2 separate regions of the Mus musculus genome follow, and region 2 is linked to region 1. The links are chromatin loops, found by intact Hi-C in ENCODE. Cell type or tissue: left cerebral cortex. All regions are shown on one strand. Each heading gives the region's core, and the rest is flanking DNA. Links, peaks and the distances in the headings are about the cores only. Region 1 holds the start of Rbm39 (RNA binding motif protein 39). Region 2 overlaps Phf20 (PHD finger protein 20).

Region 1 (8,277 bases), core at 1-8,000:
ACTTTTACTGTGATACCGAAAGAAAACCATAGTTTGATGCTTAACCACAAGAATAGATTTCCACAAGGTTAGTTCCCCCCCCAGGTTCCTTAGTCAAACTTACTTTTTGCTACGTTCTTCATGGCCGTTAGCACTGTTCAACTTGTTCTCATCCTAAGCAAGGTTGATAGAAGAACATCATGAGGACGAAGTGGTAACATTTCAAGTTGTCAAAGGGTAAAGGGAATAGGAATAAGAAAATACAAGACAATTTTAAAACTAATTACTTATTTACTTTAACATGGAAGGCTATAAAATTTAGATGGTATACGTTTAACCACTTTGTTGCTAATAATTAAGTCATCAAGAAACAAAAATTAAAATCTTTCCACATTTAATATGTTATATTTTACTTTCTTACATTGTTTAAGTATTAAATAAGTCATCCGGAATTACAATGTTGAAGTGGTTAAAGATTTCTATGAAACATGAAGTCATTTTGAGTTTTATTCCATGTGCTATTGTCCCTTTTGTCGGTACCATGGCTCTATTTCTGCCTAAGCCCCAAGTGGCCATGCTAGCAGCCAGCCACTATCGATTTCCTGTGACCGATGCCATTCCTGAGATCTTCGCCCATTTCCGTTGGAGGGTTGGGACTGTAAGAGCTTGATGCCACCTCTGTCACACATCTCGCCCTGAAGCAAACAGGGATTCACACTGCTTTAGTAATGTTGACTCCCAAGAACCCAAGAAAAGTTAATTAATAATCCACCAGTCCAGCCTAAACATTTCCTACTTCCATACCTGTTTACATGGAATTATATCCAAGTTAAACTAAGACAAGAAACATTAAAACAGAAAGTATGGCTTCAAGAGTCTAGCATTACAAAATTACACTATTTAAAGCTATCAGAATTCATCCAAAAGGCACCACATGGTCGTGCTACACTCCAAGACAAATGTATTATTTATAAACGGTTTAAGCGCAATGTTTTTATTCCACAGTTTGAACACATCACCAATAGTAGGATCTCTAAGTTACCAGGCTTAAGGTCTGAGACACCAGTGACAATGCATGCATGCACACTGCTATTTTCACCACCAACTGGTCAAAGAATGAAGAGTGCTGACTTTTACTGTGATACCGAAATGGGTCATATTGTATTACTGGCCAAAATACTTCCTTTCTAGTTTTGAGTGTGAAAAGCTATGGCAGGGCCTAATTAAAAATAAACACTATGGAGAGCAGTAAAACAGTCATCAAGTGACTCTAAGCTGTGATACTGTCTCTTGCTTTTTTTCTTTTCTCTCTTCTGTTCTTTTTCTTGGTTTTTTTTCCTCTTTTTTGCCAATTTCTATTCAGGGATCCAAGAATCTTAATAATTATTAACTGAAAAGCAGATCAATACCTGCCTGTATTCAGGTTTACTATCACCAGTCTTATATCTATTTATATAAAATAAAATTTAAATCTCACCCATTTCTTCTTTCAAGACTTCTAAGATTTACTTGCCAGAGACTGGTTGTAATTTATTATTCTTGGACCCCTGCAGTTTTCCCAAACCACTACATTCACCTTTTTGCTATACCAAACTGGAGCTGGTAATTCTTAGTTGAGTCATTTTACCTAGGGGACCACGGTACAGCGATAAGTCACTCAATTACTACCTTATGATTGACAGTTCACACTGGAATCAAAGGTGAATTCATGGGAGTAGAGGTGAGATATCGTTAGGCAAGTCTACAAAGAGAGATAGATGGGCATTTATTCATCACGCTGAAGTGAAACTACTGCACAATATTATTACATCAATAGCATATATTTACTTTTGTAAGTTACACGTATTGCATCTCTGATAAGGTAATCAAGAGGGCTCCGGGAAGGTTAGTTTACATTTCAGCAGTAGTTTCGTGAATAATGCTAAATTAAGAAATATATTAAAGCTCACTAGCGTGTTTTCTCACCTTCTTGTAAGGGGCCTCAAGCATGGCTTCAATATCAATATCGTCTGCCATTTTCTCTACTCGCCTGGGGAAGAACAAGACAGTCCTGTAAGTACACCTGCAATTCTGCTAAATAATAAAATAAGATAAAATGTCCCCTTGATCTCCCATCCTCAAAGCCTGAGAAAACTCCTTTGAAAGCGCTACGATGGCTAAAATTGTGCGACGCCCATCAGACAAGGCTGCCTTGGGTACGCCAAGTGTCACGTTCCTTGTACCTAAGACAGGAGCAGGACTCCAGGTCGAATTTCAAAAGCCCGCCCGCGAGCGGCTAAAAGCGCCCCCAGGAAGGATGCAGCGGAGCGCTTCCTCACCGCACAAAACCCGCGCTGCCATTTTAGCGGCGGAGGGAGACTCCCTCCGCTGGGAGGGGTTGTGTACCACGGCGGCGTTCCACGGGCGCCATGTTGGGAGGTCGCGACCAGCCCCGGCCCTCGGAAGGACAGATCTTTATCTGACCGAGGTCCCCACGGAGGTCCCGGCCGCTACCAAAAAACGCCCACGACGTCCTTGCCCGAGATGAAGGGCACGGCCGAGGAGAGGTGACCCCACCGTACCGGGAAGGCCCCCTCCCCCTCTGCGCGCCGAGCAAAGCGGCGAAAAGCCTCGGCATCGCGGAGCACCCAGCTCGGGCAGGCGACCCACTCCCCGCCGGCCGCGACGCCCCGTACCTGTGCGGGCTTCCGCGCGCCTGTGCTCGCCACGGGAAGTCGGCTGCCGCCGCCGCCGCCGCTGCTGCTGTCGCTACTGTTAAGCCACTAGGCCCAGGCCGCGGTACCGCCCAACCCGAATATCGGGCCCCGAGGGCGTCTAGGCCCAAGCGAATCTAAAAGAAACAATGGGATTAAAGGAGCCCGCGACGGAGAGCAGGGCAGCGGCTTCGGCAGCTCAGGATCCACCCCTGCGACAGCGTCGGCTAGCTCCCTGAAATGGCGGCCGCTGCTCCTCCGTACTCACAGTCACCAACACATACACACACACAAACACCCGGGGTCTCCCGGAGCCGCAAGCACGGGCTCTCGCGAGAAACTGCCCCGGGTTCCAGACTGGAAAGCACGAACTATCGCGAGATCTCTCACCGCGGCTCCCGGCGACCGTGGCCCAATCTCGCGCAATGATTGCGCCACAGATGATCACAGTTTCCCTTCCCCCAATTCCGAAAGGCTTCTCGGACTCCCCCGCCAGAGCTGCACCCAAGTCTCGCGAGGGTGCGTCCTCTATCGGGCAAAGACAGTTGGTGCCCTGACTGTCAATCTTTGGGAGGATTCCTTGCTGAGTGGTGCATCGTTGCTGTCATCCTGGCTGGTGTCATCTCCTCGCTGGGTGTGAAGGTTTCCCCTCTCAGAGCCGACCCCCACCCCGGACACCCGCCCTCCCACACAGATGGCTGTCAAGGTCGCCATAAGGCAACCTATTATAATACATATGGCTGTGGGCTAAGACAGTCGTGTCCAGACCCACCAGTGGTGAAAACGCATGCAGACAAGAACGAGCTGTACACAGGGGAATGGGAATAAAAAGTACGATTTTCTTGTCGTTTGGTGTCACCAGTTAGATGTGGGCTCGATAGTGAAGCTTCGCAACACCCTTGGAAACCGGAGGCGGTGGCCGGGCTGGGAAGAAACCGCAGTGTGTAGCTTTCTAACCCCTGAATTTAGTCGGGCTCTGAATCGGGGTGGTTTGTGACTTTAAAAGGTCCCCTCACTTTTCCCTAGGATTTTGACTGTGTGAATTTACCGCTTTTGTTTAATTTTTGTTGGATTTTATTTGGTTTGCTTTTTGTGTATTTGGGAGTGGTTAATTCTGTGGTAGAGAAGCTGAGTGATCATTGGAAGGTTTTTTTTTTCTCCCACTTTTACATAATAGAAAACGTTTTGAAATAAAATATCAAACCAGTCTGGAAACCTATCAGCAGCTTAATAATTGAGGGTATAAAAGGTCCAAAATGTCACACCTTGCTTGGTGTAGCCACTCCAACAATGTGACCTTGAGCAAGTAAATTAAGCTCTCCATATATTCCGATTCCTCCTCAAGGGGGGAATATTATAATTAGTAGCAAGGATAAGCTTGACACTAGCCAAGACTGCAAATATTCACTAATTCCCAAGTTTAGCAGGGGATGTATGTCCAGGTGGACTCTCCCTGAAAGCTCGTGAGGAGTAGGAAGAGCATGTGGAATGATGACAGGAAACTTCTTGGGGCTGGCAATGTAATACAGTTGGCAGGTGACTTTTCTAGCATGCCTGGTAGAGCTTGTCTATAGTTATGCACTCAGAAAACAGAAGCAGGGGGATTTCTGTGAATTTGAGGTCAGCCTTATGAGTTCCAAAAAATTTAGCTGATCTGGCTTTCTCTCTCAGATGTGGCACACTGCATGAAATCACTGATAGTTTCCTGCTGAAAGATTAGGCTTTCCAACTTCCCTTGTGGACTACTGAAACTTCTCTGCTCCTATAAGGGGCTACAACCTGTCTTCCTCTATAGGAATGTTAACCATAGGGTGAGTGGTGACAGGGATGCCCCTTCACCCTGAATAAGCAGTGGTCTTGCCTAACTAAGGTCAGACCAAGCCCCTCTCTGTCTTCTATCTCTCTACAGGAGCCCTTAATTAATAGTCCTGTCCTGGGCTGCCAAGTCAAGGACAACGCGTGCCACACAGTAAAAGGCTATGAAAAAGGTAGAAGGGGGACTGGAGAGAAAGGAGTAAGAGCACTGATTTGATTCCCAATACTCACTGGCTGCACACAACTACATTAAGCAGATCTGGTGATGCCTTCTGGTCTCCACAGGCATCAGGTATGCAGGTGGTGCACAGACTACATGCAAGCCAAACACATGCATGTTAAATGTGTATGTGTATGTTAAACAATTTGTTCTTGAAAAGCTAGACTGGGGACTGAAGAGAGAACTCAGCAGTGAGAGGCACTGGCTGCTCTTTTAGAGAGCCAGGGTTCAATTCTCATCACCCAGTGATGGTCCACAATTGTAACTCTAATTCCAAAGGATCCTACACCTTCAAGACACAGACATACATGCAAGCAAAACGTCAATGCATATGAAATAAAAGTAAATCATTAAAATGTTAGTAATAATAAAGTTGAGACTTAGGCCAGGCATGGTGACATATGCTTTAATCCCAGCACTTGGGGACAGAGGCAGGCAGAGCTCTGGGTTGAGACCAGTCTGATCTACAGAGGGAGTTCCAAGACAGCCAGGTCTTACTCAAAAGATGGAAAAGTTATGGCTGGGTGGTGGCAGATCTCTGAGTTCAAGGATAGCTGGTCTATAGAGTTGATACAAAGCTCTAGGTTTAATATTAGCACCTACTAAAGCCAGACTCCAAGGTGCAAGCCTGGATCCAAATGTTCTAGAAATAGGAGGATCAGGAGTTCAAGGTCACCTGACTGACATACTTTGATACTAGCCTGGGCTATTGAGCTGGGTAAGACCCTGTCTCAAACAAAGGACAAAAATGAGGGTGGTAGTAGAAGAGAAATCAAGGGCCAAGGCACATGATGACTGAAAGTCCCTTAAATTGTTGTACGAAGTTCAAAGATGATGGTGGATACCTTTAGTCTCAGTGCTTGGGAGGCAGAGGCAGCCTGGTCTAAACTTCATGTTCCCGTTACAAGATGAGCTACTTAGTGAAATCCTGACTCAAAAACAAACAAAAACAAAAAACAAAAAGCCGGGCGCACACCTTTAGTCCCAGCACTCTGGAGGCAGGGACAGGCAGATTTCTGAGTTCCAGGCCAGCCTGGTCTACAGAGTGAGTTCCAGGACAGCCAGGGCTATACAGAGAAACCCTGTCTCGAAAATAAATAAATAAATAAATAAATAAATAAATAAATAAATAAATAAATAAATAAAACATTCATTCACTTTTTAGGAGAGAAGAAGTAGAGGAAATACAAAATCTCTGAACAACTGGCATATAGAAAATATCAAAAAAATATCACTTTGGGGACATGGTTCAGGGGTTAAGAGCACTGAGTTCAAATCCCAGCAACCTCATGGTAGCTTACAACCATCTGTAATGGGATCTGACACCCTCTTCTGGTGTGTCTGAAGACAGCTACAGTGTTCTCACATACATAAATAAATAATTCGTTAAAAAAAAAAACCCAAAACATCACTTTATTTTGCTTTAACTTTGGTGTGTTTTTAAATTTGTTGTTATGTATTTGGTGATTTTGGGGTTTTTTTTTATTTTATTTTGTCTTGTTTTGTTTTGTCAAGGTCTTAGTGTGCATGCCAGACATGCCTTAAAATACTGGGCAGTCTTCCTTCTTTACCCGTCTAATGCTGGGAGTATAAACACAAGCCACCTGGTGTCATCTTCTAAAATCACTTCCTCTAAAACTCGTTGGTCACCATAGTAAGCATCATTCTGAGGGGTAGAGAAGCCTGCTGGACTAGCACTTGGAAAAGCAACAATCTGAAGTTTAGGGTTTTGTTTTTTTTTTTTTTAAAGATTTATTTATTATATGTAAGTACACTGTAGCTATCTTCAGATACTCCAGAAGAGGGCTTCAGATCTTGTTACAGATGGTTGTGAGCTACCATGTGATTAACCACTGAGCCAACTCTCCAGCCCACGATCTGAAGGGTTTTTTTGTTTTGTTTTGTTTTGTTTTCTCTGTTTTTGGGTTTTTTGAGACAGGGTTTCTCTGTGTAGCCCTGGCTGTCCTGGAACTCACTTTGTAGACCAGGCTGGCCTTGAACTCAGAAATCGGCCTGCCTCTACCTACCGAGTGCTGGGATTAAAGGCCTGTGACACCACTGCCTGGTGAGAATGTTCTTTTAGTATCTCAACTTAAATACCAATTGATGTTAAAGAAATTGGAAGAGGGCTGGCAAGATGGCTCAGCGGGTAAGAACACTGACTGCTCTTCTGAAGGTCCTGAGTTCAAATCCCACCAACCCCATGGTGATTCACAACAACCCGTAATGAGATCTGATGCCCTCTTCTTGTGTGTCTGAAGTCAGCCACAATGTACTTATGTATAAAAATGAATAAACCAGCCGGGCGTGGTGGCACACGCCTTTAATTCTAGCACTCAGGAGGCAGAGGCAAGCGGATTTCTGAGTTCGAGGCCAGCCTGGTCTACAAAGTGAGTTCCAGGACAGCCAGGGCTATACAGAGAAACCCTGTCTTGAAAAATCAAAAAAAAAAAAAATAATAATAATAAATAAATAAATAAATCTTTGGGACCGGAGCAAGCAGGGCCAACCAGAGCGAGCAGAGGTCCTAAAAATTCAATTCCCAACAACCACATGAAAGTTCACAACCATCTCACATACATTAAAAAAAAAAATGGAAGAAAGACAAATGTGTCCTTAACAAAATAAAATTCCCAGCAACCACATGGTGGCTCACAACCATCTATAATGGGATCTGATGCCCTCTTTTGGAATATTTTGAAGACAGTTATAGTGTACTCATATATATATAATAAATAAATAAATCTTTTAAAATAAATAAAACAGAAGTATTCATATTATTTTATAGTCTTTGTTTCTGCAACGGGTTACATGGCTTTAGCCGGTACTTATAACTGCCTTCCTTTACAACCCATTCTGTATTTCCTCCACCCTCTGCAAGCACCTCAGCAGGTCTTGGCTCTTTTCCAGTGACCCATACCTTCTTTCCTTATAGGTCTGTGTCTTTTGTCATCCTGCTTAGATTAGGCTGTTGTAGTTTCCCATTGATTTTAATCACAGGACTTGGTAGTACTAAGAGACGCCCTAAGGGATCTCTTGCACTCCAGACATAATCCTGCTTACCTCCATTTCGAGGAGGCAATCCAATTTCCCCAAGGTAATCTGGATCTATCACCCCTCCTAACACTGTTATTCCTTTCTTAGCTGTTGGTTTAAGGGCATTAGAAGCCCAAAATACCAGGGGGAAGTCTGAGCTTCGGTTCAATGGAATGTTTGTTGTGGCTCCTGGTAGGAGCACTCCCTTCTCTGGAACCAAAATTTCTAGGCCAGCAGAACCTAGAGTTATGGGGACAAGAAACAAAAACTTTCCTAGAGGGTCACTAGAAGTAACAGTGAGTAGAACTATACCCTTCTCCACCCCTTGATTCCTGGACCCATGGATCCTGGCTATGGGAGGAACTGTATCATAAATTCAAGCAAATACTGCCTTCTGAAGAACTCTGCCCCACGTTCCATGCTGCTGCCACCTAATTGGCACTCTAACTGCATCTTTGAAACACCATTCCATCCTTCTCAGATCAGCTGCTTCAGGATGATGGGGAACATGGTAAGAGCAGTGGACTCCCTGAT
Region 2 (8,337 bases), core at 182-8,181, 76 kb after region 1:
CCAATTTCCATTCTAACCTCACAGAGGAACTTGAACTCTGGCTGGCCTTTCTGTTTTGCCTTCTTTCCCTTCCAGTTTAGGGTTGTTCAGTACTGTTCCGTTTGATCATTCTGTGGTCATCTGTAGTCTTTGAATGTACACTGTGCTGAGAGAACAGCATGACACTGTGCACCAGTGCCTCCCTTGGTCAGGGACCAGGCAGCAGTGTGGGTGGTATGAAATGCCCTGACGCTGCTTCCCTGAAGATAAGGAGCCTCATTTCTTCCAGCTCCTAAACTAGGTGTGTTCTCTGTGGCCCAGGACTCTTAGATTCCCTTTCGTTATGAATACTGGATAGCAGAAGATTGTCTCAATGTTGTCCTGTGCCTACCTAGACCTCCCCGTCATAGGGCCTGGACTCTTAGATCTTAGCCGTGTTTGTTTGTTTTTGGTTGTTTGACACAGGGTCTCATTATGTAGAGCAGGTTACTCCTGAACTCACTGAGATCCTCCTGCTTCTGTTTTCTGAATGTTGGGATTAAAGATGTGTATAATCATTTTTAGATTGATTTCTTTACTGTTATTTGAATGGGTGTTTTGCCTGCGTATATGTATTTGGTACTTTTGGAGGTCAGAGAGGGCATCAAGTCTCGTGTAACTGTTATAGAGCCACCATGTGGGTGCTGGGAACTGAACTCAGGTCCTATGCAAGAGAAGTGAGTGCTCTTAACTCCTGAGCCAACTCTCTAGCCCTAACCTTATTTTTTGGTTCCTTATGCTGAACATTGGAATCATCTTGCATCTTAATGGCCCATTCTAGTCTACTCTCTTGGTCTGCTTTTATTTTGTGTGTGTGTGTGTGTGTGTGTGTGTGTGTGTGTGTGTGTGTGTGTGTGTGTGTGTGTGCGTGCGTGTATGCATGTACTTATGCCACAACACAGGTTTTAGCTGACAGAGGAAAACGTGCAAGAGCTGTTGTCCCTTGTTATATTTGTAGTATGTGTGTCCTGGGGATAGAATTCATGTGTGAGCAGTACTCACCTACAACTGCTGAGCCATCTTGACAGCCCTTTATTTATTTTTGAAGAAGAATCTTTTTGTGTGGCTAAGACTGACTCAAACTCCGATGGTTTTGCCTCAGTGATGCTCGTGCTAGGGTTGCCGAGTCTCAGCATTGCACAGCCCTCCCTTACTGCTCACGTGCATCCCTGCTGCTTTACCAATTGTGCTGTAATGTGCTCCCTAGGAGATTCAGTCGGAAACTGGACGTTTATTTTATTTTATTTTTTTTTTATAGGAATTTCAAATAAACCAGCAAGTGCTTGCTTGCTGGTCTGACTGTCGATTTTATCCAGCCAGAGTCACTGCTGTGAACAAGGATGGTAAGGTGTTCAGTTGTGGATGTTTTTGCTTCTGCTGTAGGGGAACTTTTATAGTTTGAGTACCTAATAATGTATCAGGATTTGTTACCTAGCAATATTTTTTCAGCTGGTACTAGGCATATGTCTGGCACTAGGAAGAGATTCTAAATGGAAAGAAAGCTGGATATGAGGGAGGGATTTCTTATAGGTTCACTCTCCTACTTTAAAAAGAAAGAAAGAGAAAGAAAGAGAGGGAGGAGATTCATTCTTTGCTACTAAATTTCAACCAAGCACCATGGATTCTGCTGAGAGGTCTGTGGGTTCTTTTTCTCTAGAACCCTGATATTTTGGTGATAAATACCATTCATTGTTTATTTTATTTATTTGTGAACAACTTACAAATTAATTAAATATCACCAAACATTTGAACATATGCTCTGTGGATACAAGGTGACTAGGATAGAACCTGAGACACAGAGATGGGAACCCTGAGTGTGGCTGCCTAGCAGTTCTGAACATGTGGGAAGACAGGGCCAGGAATTTAATTTTAAAAAGATGCAATTTTTTGAGTATAAGGGAGTGGTATGGGAAGTGGTTTGTATGATCAGAAGAGACTCTGTGTCCACACGAAGTGTTTCCTTAGCATATTCTAGCAGGATGTCTGCGTGTGTGGCCCTGATCTCCGGAGTGAATGTTTTGGGCAGTCAGAGGCCCATTGTGTCAGGTCAAGGGGTTGAGGATGTAGCTGGTGATAGAGCACTGGCCTGGCATGCATGGGGTCCTGAACCAATCCCGAGCACTGCAAATCAAAAGAAAACAAAACCAACAATGACCAACCCTGGCCGTTTTGTTGTTATTGTTGTGGGGTTTTGGTCTTTTTGACTTTTTTTTTTTTTTTGAGACAGAATCTCACTATGAACCCTTGGCTGTTATAGAACTCAGTGGGATCCTGTTTGTTTCTGCCTCCTGTGCTGGGGTTAAAGTCCTGCATACCAAGGCCTGGCACACAGTGGTTTTCCATCCCATGAAGTTGTTCAGCGGTTTATTCAGTACTCTGTCAAGTGTTGGGATGATTACATTTTGTCTGGGAATCGTTAACATTGTCTAGAGAAACCTCCAAAGTGATGTTCCGTCTTGTGAGCTAACTAAACAATTACTGATTTCCAGTTCACGTGAAGTGCATTTGGATAGTCCCATCTTTCACTAAATTATGTCTTATATATAATATATATATGTTATATACTCCAAAATTACATCTCTAATTAGTGTTTCTCACATATATCTTATGAAGAGCTTGTTTTGGGGACACTGCAAGTCCTCTTTGAACTAGAAATAGTTGGCTCAAGGGAGGTCTGCTTCTCCAGAGTCTCATTCTCAAGGTGGTCTTTCTTCCTTTACTGGCTTTTGTAGCCAAGTGTTCATTCGGTTCATAAAGGGCCTATAGCTACAGGGCGATCAAGTCATGTTCTTTCTTCCAATAAGATTTACTGGAGGTATTCTTTTGGGGAGCACCAGCCTTTCTGCTAGGATGAAATTTTGGGGGAGTTCTATGAGTCACTTTTGAAGTAACAGTAGTTTGCAGAGGCCATCTTTTGTTCTAGTGCTGGCCAAGTTCACAGGAGGTAGGACTGGAATAGAGTGACTGGGACCAGATACACAAAGGCAAGCAGGGGCAGATGGAGGAAGAGGATTCCAGGAGCTTTGTGGGGAGCAAGTGATCTCTTAGAAAAGTAGAGGGTGGCTTCATAGAGGTCACAGAAGTCTTAGAAACTGACATTTTACATGTAGTGTTTACAGAGCTCTGAGCTTGGCATCATGACAGCAACCAGAAGACCTAGTAAGGCAGAAAGAAGCCAGTGTACAGTGTACATTGGGGATGGAGGACACAGTGCAAGAGCAGGACGGACCAGACAAATCCTAATAAGGGGAAGGGGTGGGTGTGGGGTGGATGTGAAATACGTTTGAAGTCATTAAGGAATGAACACCATTGCGTATATTATTGGCTGTAGTTAATTAGCAGTTTTAAACAGCTTTTAAGTTGGGGCAACTGCAGTTGGACATGGTGGCACATGCCTTGGGAGGCTAAACTAGAACTAGGTAATCCCAAGTTTGCAATCAGCTCTGGGCTACATACTGAGTTAGAGGCCACTGGGCTACACAGTGAGACTGTCTCAGGAAAAAACCAAATACAATGAATCAAACAATAATAAAAAACTGGAGTAGCTTTGCAAATTAAAAGGCCAAGTCCTTTCAGTGGTTTTCTCATGAGCTAGGTTCTAGGAAGGAGAGTCTTGAGGCCATGGGCTCATGAGGTGGTCATTGGCCACCTGGTGATGGGTTCTATAGTTCTGACTTAATTCCAGCTGCTTCATTTACTTTGTTGAAGGACATGGGGACTGAGTGAGGTTTCTGCTGAGGCCTGTCTATATTGTGCTAAACGCCTTGGTGGTTCTTGAGACTGATCGATTGGAAGGAGGGTGAGAGGATATAGAGTGAGCTAAATCCTAAAGTGGGAGGCTGTTGAAGCATTCTGGGAAAGTTATGGAAGTGAAGCCAGTGATTTCTTTTCTCTGAGCAGTGTCACCCTGTCCACTAGTTCTTAGGTGCTGTCTTTGTGGGCTTGGTTGCTAACTATAGTGCTCGACTGGTTTTGTTCTGAGACAAATTTGCCTCTGGAACCTGTAGTTCTGCCTCAGCCTCATCTGGATTCCAGGCATATGCCATCTTGCCCCACCCCTCTTTCTCTCCCTTTGCTCCTTGTTCACTTTGTTTTCAGTTCTGGGTGTTAAATAAATTCAAGGCTTCATTTGTGTGAGGACAGCATCCTACCTCAAAGCTAGATTCCAAGCTCTTGACTTTCTTTTCCTTCCTATCCTGGATTTCTCTCCCTACCTCAGTTGGTTTTCTCAGTAGTCACGAGGGACCTGTGAGGGGGAGGGGGAGCTCTGCTGGCAGGAAGCCTTTCATTTCCTCTGAGCTAGGCCATCTAGTCCAAGCTGCTAGGAGACAGCGGAACCCAGGGAAAACCAGCTTGTGTATTCATCTTCTGCTCAATTTTCTTACTGCTCTTAACTTCCTTGGGGGTTTTCCTGAGGCTGAGCAGGCTGTGGGGAGTGTGGACAGAGTGGGGGAACAGCAGCTACTGTCATGGTGGGTTTGGCATGATTAGTCAGCCCTAAATAACTCAAGAGTTTCTTAGGGAAATCAGTTAATTGGTGGAAAAGAGACAGAGCAGTACTTGCCATTGATAATGAATCTTTGGGGGTGGTTTGTTTGAGGTAGAGTCCTGTAGCCAGGCAGATTTTGAACTGTGTGGTTGAGGGTGCCCTTGGCTGGTTAGTGATCCTACTGCCTCTACCTCCAGAGTGCTGAGACTATAAAATCCTTACACCCACATGGTTTTTGTTTTGTTTTTGAATTAGGATCTCACTTCAAACTCCTGGCTAGCCTGATCTCACTATGCAGTCAAGGCTGGCCTTGAGCTCATAGCAATCCTCTCCCACCAAGTGCTAAGATTACAAATTTGGGCCATCATGCCCAGCTTTTATTGTTTTTTAGTGTGAAGCAGCCATAATTGGAAGCTATGTTATACCCCCAGCTCTAGCTTTTATAGGAATGATAGGATTCTGGGTTCGGTGCGTGTGTGTGTGTGTGTGTGTGTGTGTGGTCATCTTTGGTGAGTTGACCTTGGCCTTATTTGTCAGGGGCTGTTTGACTCCTCTTTGCAACTTTTTTTTTTTCCTTGAGAGAGTCTGGCTGAGGCTGACCTTGAGTTTTTGGACTTACCTGCTCCTTCTGCCTCAGACCTCCTAGGAGTTGGCTTACCAGCATGGACTGTCATGCCCAGAGCCTCATGACCTTCACTCCGTGGAGCACTACTGTTCACAAGGCTTTCTCCTTGAAGAAACTGCAAGTGGCTAGCATTAGCAACAAGATAGGTTCCTTCCTGTTGCTCTTACATTGCCCAAACTGGTCTGAGACAACTCTATAGACCAGGCTGGCTTTGAATTTGCAACAGTTCTTGTGTTGGTGCTTCCTCCATGATGGGGTTAAGGGTGAGTGCACTCGGCAAGTCTCCCCCCTAATTAGATGGGAGTTTCTAGGTCGTGTGCTCCCCTTTCCTCCAGTTCAGTCTATTTTGGGCCTGTGCCGGGAGCTTGTGTTTACCACAGGAAATGCTGTGGAAATGGTCTTCCCAGGTCTCTGCAGAAGCGGATCTTTTTTATATCTTCTTTCTGCTGTAACTGAGCTACATGTGGAGTATGGGGAGGTTAGTACCTTGTGAGCAGATTTGCACGAAGGGAAATGAAAGGAAGATAGGCGCACGCGTGCAGGATCTGACTTCTTTCAGGGTGACTCACTTGCTGAGTGGTAATTATTAGAGCCACTTACTGATCTGCTTTTCTATGACAGACTCTATGCTAACTAAGTGGTTTCCATACTCTGTTGCTCTTAAGACTGGGTCTTACTGTGTAGCCTGGGCTGAGCTGCTCATGCTTTCCTGGCCTCTTCCTCCCCAGTGCTGGTTTGTGCCACTAGACCTGGCTGAATTTGCACATCTCATCTCACTGTCACCTGAAGGGAGAAAGGTTCTTGGCATCAAACTCATCCTTGTTTTATAGGTGAGAAAGTAAGCTCACAGGAAAGTGTGAACACGAATAAAGACAACGAGCACAGAGCTAAGGGTTGAGGTCTGCAGGGCTCTAGAGTTCTGGGATGGCATCTCCTGTAGTTCACATATGCCTATCCAGAGCATCCCAACGGGGTCTTCCTGAAAGGTAACAAGTTGTCCAGTATGCCTGGGTATTCACTGATCTCTTGCCAGGGGAGATGGCAAGTGTACTTTTTTTTTTTTTTTTTTTTGTTTTGTTTGTTTGTTTGTTTGTTTTTCGAGACAGGGTTTCTCTGTATAGCCCTGGCTGTCCTGGAACTCACTTTGTAGACCAGGCTGGCCTCGAACTCAGAAATCCGCCTGCCTCTGCCTCTGCCTCCCGAAGCGCTGGGATTAAAGGCGTGCGCCACCACGCCGGCGTTTGTTTTGAATCTTGTTATGTAACTAGCTAGCTCTGGTTAGCTTGAGTTCTAGGTATACCGGCCATAGAGAAGACAAGCTTGTAGAGTGCCTGTAGTTGGGCTCTCATGCTCCTCCCTTCTGCATTCTGACTGCTCCCAAGGTTATCCGATGTGCTGAGTTCTTAGCCTCAGAGGGCAAGGCTTCCTTTGTTTGACTTGGCACTGAAGCGGGCAGGGGGCTAAACTAACTAAGGTAGGTAGACTTTCTGTCAGGCTAGACTAAGCTTTTCCCTTTTGTCATTAGGGGTGGACCTCAGCCTTGTGCTGTACCACAGAGCTACAGCCTCAGCCAAGAAGTATTTCTGTCACATATTTACATGTTACTTGTTAGATAGGATTTATGGCCAGCAGATCACTCTATTATCAACCACCTATGGACGAATTCCATTAAAAAGTGTTCTTGAAAAAATGTGTGTGTGTGTGTGTGTGCGTGTGTGTGTGTGCGCATTTGCCTGCAGAGGCTAGAAAAGGGTGTCATATTCTCTGGAACTGGAGTTCCAGGCAGTTGTGAGCCACCTGATGGGGGATGCTAGGAATCTAACTCAGACCTTCCAAAAGAGCACTGCTTGATCTTAACCATTATCCAGCCACAGAGGCAATGTTCTTACACATGCAATCTTGAAAGTAGCATTGGGCCTTCCTGCAGACGTGGGCTAGGCTCTTGGTAGGCTTCTTCCCTCAGATGTATCCCTTAGGCTGTGTTTAGTTTGAGAGCGGGGACAGGAGAGCTTATAGTCCTTTGGATGTTGAGAGGGTCAGGAGTAGGATTTGGGGCCTCCAGATCTTTGGCCTGAGCTTGGCCAGCTAGTGTTCTGGGTCTGTAGTTTGGACTTAGGTGTCAGGACGTGGACAATGAATGGGCAATAGGAAAAGAACTGGTCAGAGGTCAGCAGGCAGGTGTAGGTTTTAATTCTAACTCTCTTTTCTTTGCTTTTTAAGACACATTCTTACACAATATCCCAGGCTGGACTGGACAGGCTACTGAATGGGGCCTTATTCTTAGCTTTAATTAAGGTTGGACTCTGGCTTCTGCCGTCAAGAAGAGTTAACTTCAAAATTCATCCCAAACAGCTGAAAATGGTGCCCATTCTTCTACTGTAGAGCTTGAAACTATCTCTAAAAATGGTACTCCCGCCTTCCTCCTATCACGTTCACAGTCTGTTTCCACACGGTATCCCAGACTGATCTAGAACTCAAGGCAATCCTCCTGTCTCAGCCTCCCGAGTGTAGGTACACGTCACCATGTGTGATGACTATTTTCTTCTTTTTTTTGTTTTTTGTTTTTGTTTTTTTTGAGACAGGACTTCTCTGTGTAGCCCAGGCTGTCCTGGAACTCACTTTGTAGACCAGGCTGGCCTCGAACTCAGAAATCCACCTGCCTCTGCCTCCTTGATTAAAGGCATGAGTCACCACGCCCGGCTTGTTTGTTTTTTGTTTTTTGTTTGTTTGTTTTTGAGACAGTTTCTCTGTGTATCCCTGGCTGTCCTAGAACTCACTCTGTAGACCAGGCTGGCCTCGAATTCAGAAATCCGCCTGCCTCTGCCTCCCAAGTGCTGGGATTAAAGGCGTGCGCCACCACCGCCTTTGTATTTTCTTCTTAATGTAACTGAATTTTCTTTGTTAATGGCATAGTCTTGGGTGGCTTCCCAGCACACTATAAGTATTTAAGATCAAAGGAGAGGGCTGGAGAGATGGCTCAGCACTTAGGACTGACACCTTTTCCAGGAGACCGGATTCTGGTTTGATTCCCAGTATCTACATGGTAGGTCACAACTGCCTGTAGTTTCAGGGTCTCCAGTGCCCTCTTCTGGTCTCTGTGGACATCAAACCTGCTCATGGTACACTCACTGGTATACATGCAGACAAACACCATACATAAAATTAAACTGAATTAACAGATGCTAAAGGAGAGCTTGATCTTGAT

The links. Hi-C counts contacts between places; a loop is a spot of excess contacts. Peaks named below come from ENCODE experiments on the same cell type or tissue, not always from the same donor. Only the 100,000 strongest peaks of a DNase experiment are listed, where the experiment ranks them.
Region 2: it touches region 1 in a loop (2.1-fold over the local background); 9 of 42 quality-filtered maps call a loop at or near these places.

What each region holds. Positions count from the first base shown.
Region 1 is chr2:156,177,233-156,185,509 of GRCm38, forward strand. Rbm39 (RNA binding motif protein 39) reads right to left here and starts at 3,006. Exons shown (of 17, transcript NM_001291114.1): 1 at 2,655-3,006; 2 at 1,945-2,008; 3 at 104-153. The coding sequence starts at 1,995. In left cerebral cortex, for the core only: CTCF peaks have their summits at 2,317, 3,206 and 6,535 (motif pointing right); DNase peaks (open chromatin) are centred at 574, 2,378, 3,098 and 4,156; H3K4me3 peaks cover 4,275 bases; H3K27ac peaks cover 2,188 bases.
Region 2 is chr2:156,252,950-156,261,286 of GRCm38, forward strand. It overlaps Phf20 (PHD finger protein 20), which reads left to right. Exons shown (of 18, transcript NM_172674.2): 4 at 1,277-1,361. Among named protein-coding and RNA genes, the nearest start is that of Cnbd2, 55 kb to the right of the region's middle. In left cerebral cortex, for the core only: no CTCF peak of the experiment used is centred there; a DNase peak (open chromatin) is centred at 4,312; H3K27ac peaks cover 1,843 bases.